2 separate regions of the Homo sapiens genome follow, and region 1 is linked to region 2. Evidence: chromatin contacts called from ENCODE Hi-C or POLR2A ChIA-PET data. All regions are on one chromosome and are shown on one strand. The core of a region is the stretch at or near the end of the contact, and the rest is flanking DNA. Distances in the headings are between cores, read along the strand shown. Region 1 has its middle 36 kb from the start of SNX29-AS3. Region 2 overlaps SNX29 (sorting nexin 29).

Region 1 (3,171 bases), core at 326-2,825, 190 kb before region 2:
TTAAAGAGTACTGTTGGCCAGGCATGGTGGCTCACGCCTGTAATCCCAGCACTTTGGGAGGCTGAGGTGGGTGAATCACCTGAGGTCAGGAGTTCAAGACCAGCCTGGCCAAGATGCTGAAACCCCGTCTCTACTAAAAATACAAAAACTAGCTGGGTATGGTGGCACATGCCTGTAATCCCAGCTACTTGGGAGGCTGAGGCAGGAGAATCACTTGAACCCGGGAGGCGGAGGTTGCGGTGAGTCGAGATTGCACCATTGCACTCCAGCCTGGGCAACAAGAGCGAAACTCCATTTCAAAAAAAAAAAAAATACTGTTGCCCACACTGCCCCTCCAAAGACTCTGATCCAAATGGTCTGGGGTAAAGCCTGGGCATTAGGATTTTTTTAAGCTCCCAAGGCGATTCCAATATGCAACCATGTTAGAAAACAGCTGTTCTAGGATAGGGGACCACCGGCAGAAATGTCTGTTACCAGAGGGAGACTAACATGCTTGAGGAACTGAGGGCCAGGAGGGCTGGAGGGTAGAGAGTGCAGGAGAGTGACGTAGAGTGGGGACGAGAGGTGGGCAGATGGTGGACCTGATGATTCGCCTCAGAGGACATGTTAGGGAGGCTGGGCTTGGAGGGTACAAGGACGATGGGGGAGTGACATGATCCAATGGGCATTTCCAAAAGATGCCTCTAGCTCAGGTTCATGAACAGATTGGAGGGGAGCCCAAGGGTGGGGGTACCATTCTGGAGTGATAGAACCTTGGTCCCAATGGTGACAGGTGATGAGGACTTGGACTAAGGCAGTGACAGCAGGTGACAGCAATATGGTGGGCAGAGTCAAGAGTTCTATGTTGGCTGGGTGCAGTGGTTTATGCCTGTAATCCCAGCACTTTGGGAGGCTGCGGCGGACAGATCACAAGGTCAGGAGTTCGAACCAGCCTGGCCAACGTGGTGAAACCCCGTCTCTACTAAAAATACAAAAATTAGCCAGGAGTGGTGGCACGCACCTGTAGTCCCCAGCTATTGGGGAGGCTAAGGCAGAAGAATTAGTTGAACCTGGGAGGCGGAGGTTGCAGTGAGCCAAGATCATGCCACTGCACTCCAGCCTGGGGGACAGAGTGAGACTCTGTCTCAAAAAAAAAAAAAAAAAAAAAAAAAATTCAATGTTACCAATTCTTATGATCCAATCAAAACCTTTGATTTGACAGATGGGAAAGTGAGGTCAGAGAGATGACAGGGCTCATTCTAGATAATTCCATAATAGGATAAAGCAGAAGGAAAGAGAAACCAACTTGGCCCTAACAACCTGTGGTTTAAATGATAAACAAGACCAGAGGAGAAGAGAAAAGGAAATGAGGATGAGAGCATCAAGCAAAGATAAAAGAAGACACATCCAACGCACACACATACACACATGCTCGCATGCTCACAAATGAGAAGACCAAAAGGTCAGTGGCAAGTTGAAAAATAGATGGTGTAATTATAAAGCTGTCTGAAATGCCAGCCAGGGTCAGCCCTGTGACCCGTCCTTCCGTGCCTGGCAGGGACACTGGGGGAGGGCTGGGGAAAGCTGCCAACCTGCTTGACATTCAGCTTCTATGGCGGTGGGTGGAGGGAGCGTTCCATGCCATGCCTTGCCTCTGTTCTCCATGGCAGAATCTGGGACTTTCTCTCCAAGATAGCCGAAGCCTGTTGACAGCCTGTCCCAACTCTGTAGTCACGTGGAGAAAGGTTATTTCCAGCACCCCACTTTTAGCCACACATTAAACAGATGGGGTCCTTCCTTTTCCGTTGGTAATGATCCCCTGCCTCTAAAGAGGTGACTTTTTAGTGTCTTTCTTGAGAAAAGGAAATGGTGACTCACATCTCACCAGCCTGAAATAATTAGCTTCAGGCAAATGCATGTAGATATGGGTAAATACTTTAAAGTGAAGCCTTCTAATCAGTAGTCTCTACGTTTATCAGGAAACAAGCAGATGGTGTGAGGTTTTCTAAAAAACACAGAAATCAGAAACAAATAGTTCCATGACATCCTGGGTTAGACAGATCATTAATTGGGTACTAAATTCTACCGAAGGCTTAGGGAAGAATATATCATTCTGAAATGTTAGAGCTAGAAGGACCCTCTAAGAAAACGTAGTCTAGGGATGGCCAATAAATGACACTCTCACCATCACATTCCCCCTCATACCCACACCAGGCATTAATAATCTGTCACAGAACTACTGACCGCTGAGTCCTCCTAAAGACAGTATTCCAGGCATGCATTATCAATCACGGTTATCACCCAAGATCTGCATTGTCTTTATATAGTAAAATAAAATTTTAAAATTCAGTGCCTCAGTTACACTAGCCACCTTTCAAGTACTCAATAGCCACATGTGGCTATTGGATAGCACAGAATAGAACATTTCAATCATTGCAGAAAGTCCAGCTGGACAGCCCTAGAACCATATTTCCCAAATGGCAGTCATGTTTAATATATCATCTTCACACTTTTTGCCACATTGACTTGTTTTATTTATTTATTTATTTATTTATTTATTTATTTATTTTTATTTTTGAGACAGAGTCTCGCTCTGTTGCCAGGCTGGAGTGCAGTGGTGCAATCTCAGGTCACTACAACCTCCACCTCTCAGGCTCAAGAGATTCTCGTGCCCCACCCTCCCGAGTAGCTGGGATTACAGGCACGCGCCACCACACCCAGCTAATTTTTGTATTTTTAGTAGAGACGGGCTTTCACCATGTTGGCCAGGATGGTCTCAGATTCCTGACCTCAAGTGATCCGCCTGCCTTGGCCTCCCAAAATGCTGGGATTACAGGTGTGAGCCACCGCACCCGGCCACACATTGACTCTTTTTTACAAAAAAATTATCTAATAAGTAAATGTTTAAAATTATCAAAGGAAATGGAAAGCTAGTTTACTTTTTTGTTGTTGTTTTTTTTTTGAGACCGAATCTCACTCTATCACCCAGGCTGGAGTGCAGTGACACGATCTTGGCTCACTACAACATCTGCCTCCTGGGTTCAAGTAATTCTCATGCCTCAGCTTTCTAAGAAGCTGGGATTACAGGTGTGTGCCACCACACCTGGCTAATTTTTGTATTTTTAGTAGAGATGGGGTTTCATCATGTTGCCCAGGTTGGTCTCAAAGTCCTGACCTCAATGATCCACCCAC
Region 2 (3,399 bases), core at 261-2,760:
ACTTTGCTTAACATTTAAATATTTAACAAAAGTCGGCTATTATTAGCAAAAGCAATGTGCCTGTTCTAAAGAAGTTCACACATTTGGCTGGGTACGGTGGCTCACGCCTGTAATACCAGCACTTTGGAAGGCTGAGGTCAGGCGTTCGAGACCAGCCTGGCCAACATGGCGAAATTCTCTCTACTAAAAGTACAAAAATTAGCCGGGCATGGTGGCATGCACCCTGAGTAGTCCCAGCTACTCAGGAGGTTGAGGCTGGAGAATTGCTTGAACCCGGGAGGCGGAGGTTGCATTGAGCTGAGATCGCACCACTGCACTCCAGCCTAGGCAACAGAGCTAGACTCTGTCTCAAAAAAAAAAAAAAAAAAGAGTTCACACATTTGTGAGGCAGCCAGCCAGCCAAAAAGTTATAGTCCAGTGGAATAAGTGTTATGGCATAGGGATGCACAGGAGGCCAGAAGGAGAGGTGACATGGAATGCAGTTTCCTGGAGGAGGTGATGGCTGAGCAAAGCCTTGAAGGATGAAGAGGAGCTGGCCAGGGGGAGGAGGAGGTAACAAGAGGGAAGACCAAGCTAAAAATATAGAAGGAGTTTTCTACTTTGGTTACACTAAGACCTTTCCAAATAAAATGTTCTTGACAATAGGAAATCAGTGAGAATATAATGGACTTAAAAATAATCTTGGCATTTGAACAAGCAAGGCACTCAACTCTGAAAATACTAAAGAAATCACTATGCCCAGCAGACAGTTTTAGGGTTTCCCCCTCTGAAGGAAAGTTTCAGCCGCACTAGGCCTGTTCGGCTGCGTCTGGCTGCGAGCCGTGGTTGGGTGATGAAGTCTCATTCGGCAAAACAGCTCTTGTGAGAAGGAATGGGCTGGGGAGGTCGTGATTCAGCCAGGACGGCCACTAGCATGTCACCTTCTGATGTGATCCTGAATGGCCCTCTCCCTCCTGCCACAGCTAACTATGCTTTACAGAATCAGGAGCTTCTCTGGCTGCATGGAAGCTGAGCCATGCTTCTGTTCGGTATATTTCCAACCACACTGGGAGCCAGGCACTTCTCTTCTGGAGAGGAACTCTGTGAGCTAGGCCGATGGTGTCGCTGGTCCTTCTATCTTCTTAGTCACAGACTCTTTGATTACCAGGAAGAAAGGCCAGTTCACTATGGCTTTGGGGAAATGGGGTATTACTGGACGGGTACAAGGGTATCTCAAAAAAAGCAAGAGCTGGAAAGACTGCTGGGCCTCCTGAGGGGCAGGACCAGTGACCAGAAAGCCACCCAAGTCCAAGGTTAGCTGCGAGGCCATGCTGCTCTGCTCCTCTGCACACCCAAGGGATCCTGCTTCCTCCCTGCAAGTTTGCTTTCTCCACCTCCCGAGCTCAGGGTCTAGATATGACACTCCCTCCACCCAGCCCCACGTGCATGCAGACTGACCCAGGCTCTGAGGCATAATCCCGCATGGTCCAGGAGGAAGCCTCCGTGCGAACAGTGGTTGTCTTTCTCTGCCTGCCATCCACTTCCTCTTCTTCAGTTCTCCTTTAGGGACCCACTCTCCACCCAGCCTGTCTCTGGGCTCCCTATGGGTCCCGCTCCAGCTCTGACCCTAGAGTAGGCATGAGATCAAGGCTGGGAAAATCAAAGTCCTGCATGCACCACCGTGAGGGTGTTCCACCCCATCCAGGCCCATCAGGAGCCTGTATGACAGGGAGAGAGCTGAGGGGTTTCATAGCCACATTTCTTGGCCTGTGAGGATCTAAGCTCAGAGCTGCTGGTGAGCCCCACAGGAGAGGAACCTACTAGAGAACACAGTACAGAGACGCAGAACCTAAGGGGGAAAAGGCGGGTAGGAGGATAGGGGAGGAGGGGAAGTGGAGAGGGGGAGGAGGGGGGAGTGAAATGGGAGGAGGAGGGGAGAGTGAAACGGTGGGAGGAGGGGGGAGTGGACCGGGGAGGAGGAGGTGGGGGAAGAAGACAGCAGGAGGGGGCGGAGGAGGAGGAAGGGAGAAAGGGAGGAGGAAGGAGAATAGCTGAGACCCTAGATCAAGCTACAACAGAATGTTTTACTTATATAAGGCAAAAAATTGTTTTGTTTTAGCCAGCTCAAGGTAAGATTTTGCCACTTGTAGTGAAAAGACCTGAGACCAACAGAGAATCTGATTGGGCCAGTATCTGGGTAGTTTTCTCCTGTGTGAGTGCTCACTCTGGGCCAATGAGCTGTGGCCAGAGCCTGCCTCTGCGCATGTGTGCGGCGTGTGCAGGAAGAGAAGGGGAGTGGATTGCGACACACTCCAAAGGCTACCTCCTCCTTGGTGCTCACAGCATTGCCCTTTCTGGGTTTAACTGGCCTTCTAACTCATCTACACAATTCAAAGCTCCTTCCTGTATCCTTCGCCGTGACTGGGAATTGTTGGCTGGGACAACCTTGCAGCCAACACCAAGAGTATAAATACTTCCTTTCTCCCTCTAGAAACAGGACCAGTGATAGCTGTCTAACAACAAAATGTACATAATAAATACAAAACCCTCAAATAACTACTGATCTTTAATCAAAGAGCTGCAACTTCTCAGGCAGCCACAGAAGCAAGACCACTCAGTGTCTGCATAGGGCTCGCGTTTGATGCTTCTTCCTCCTCTGCAACCAGGCAAGGTTTCCGTCTGGTTTCTCCAGAAGACTTCTGCCTCCCTGTCCCAGTGTTATGGAGACCTGTCCCCCGCCGAAATGCATTTAAGAGGTTTTAAATAATGCCAAGCAGATGGTGGTCAGCTCGGGGCAGATATGCTACAAAATGCCAACTAAGGTCCCTCTGGGCTCACAGATGGAACGTGGCTGCCACTTCCCAATGGGCCTGAGGTTTCTCCACGTGCAGTGCAGAGCCCAAGGTGAAGCTGTTAAGGCTCTCCATCCATCTACAGATGCACAGTCTTTTTTGCACAGCTGCAAGACTGTGCTTATGGTCTTTAATCTTCCTCTTTGAAAAGCATCCAATTTAGGAATTTTTGCAGTAATCATTTCAGAGTAATGAAAAACAAACAGAACAATAGAACATTTCAGATGTGATAGGCACACTCTCTGCACCTCTCTCTAATGTATGTTTAAAGAGATGTATTAGTCATCACGAGGAACCCTCTTTTGTCTCCCCACGCAATCAAATTGCACCCGTATGCAGACCACAAACATCGTAATACAGTTAATTTACCCAATGTACTCATTTCTCTCTCATAACAATGCCCGTAAGATAGCATTCAATTTTGTTTTAAAATTTCCTCACATACAAGATGGGGCTGGGATGAACATTTTTCCATCTTGCAGGCTTGCAAAGCACCACGGCAGAGGCTAACGTGTGCCATTTTGCCTGGTCCAAGTCTTTTTATGATGGGTAAATGAGGTGTGAACAG

What was found. A loop is a pair of places that touch in the nucleus more often than their neighbours do. ChIA-PET counts read pairs that join two places held with the same protein, here RNA polymerase II (POLR2A). Pooled maps may share reads with other maps.
Region 1: a map of endothelial cell of umbilical vein shows a loop between it and region 2 (3-fold over the local background). The contact joins two enhancer-like sites. A Hi-C loop is called at or near these places in 1 of 168 maps with a recorded cell type or tissue (endothelial cell of umbilical vein) and 7 of 50 pooled maps. POLR2A ChIA-PET finds 5 or more read pairs at or near these places in 2 of 52 experiments (OCI-LY7 and endothelial cell of umbilical vein).

Annotation. Positions count from the first base shown.
Region 1 is chr16:12,645,320-12,648,490 of GRCh38, reverse strand. No RefSeq gene overlaps it. Among named protein-coding and RNA genes, the nearest start is that of SNX29-AS3, 36 kb to the right of the region's middle. Within about 2 kb of position 1,575, at least 3 of the 41 ENCODE cell types and tissues checked have a DNase peak (open chromatin) inside an H3K27ac peak, as active enhancers do.
Region 2 is chr16:12,457,627-12,461,025 of GRCh38, reverse strand. All of the region lies in intron 18 of SNX29 (sorting nexin 29), which reads right to left. Among named protein-coding and RNA genes, the nearest start is that of SNX29-AS2, 87 kb to the right of the region's middle. RefSeq lists an enhancer at 1,417-1,576. Within about 2 kb of position 1,510, at least 12 of the 41 ENCODE cell types and tissues checked have a DNase peak (open chromatin) inside an H3K27ac peak, as active enhancers do.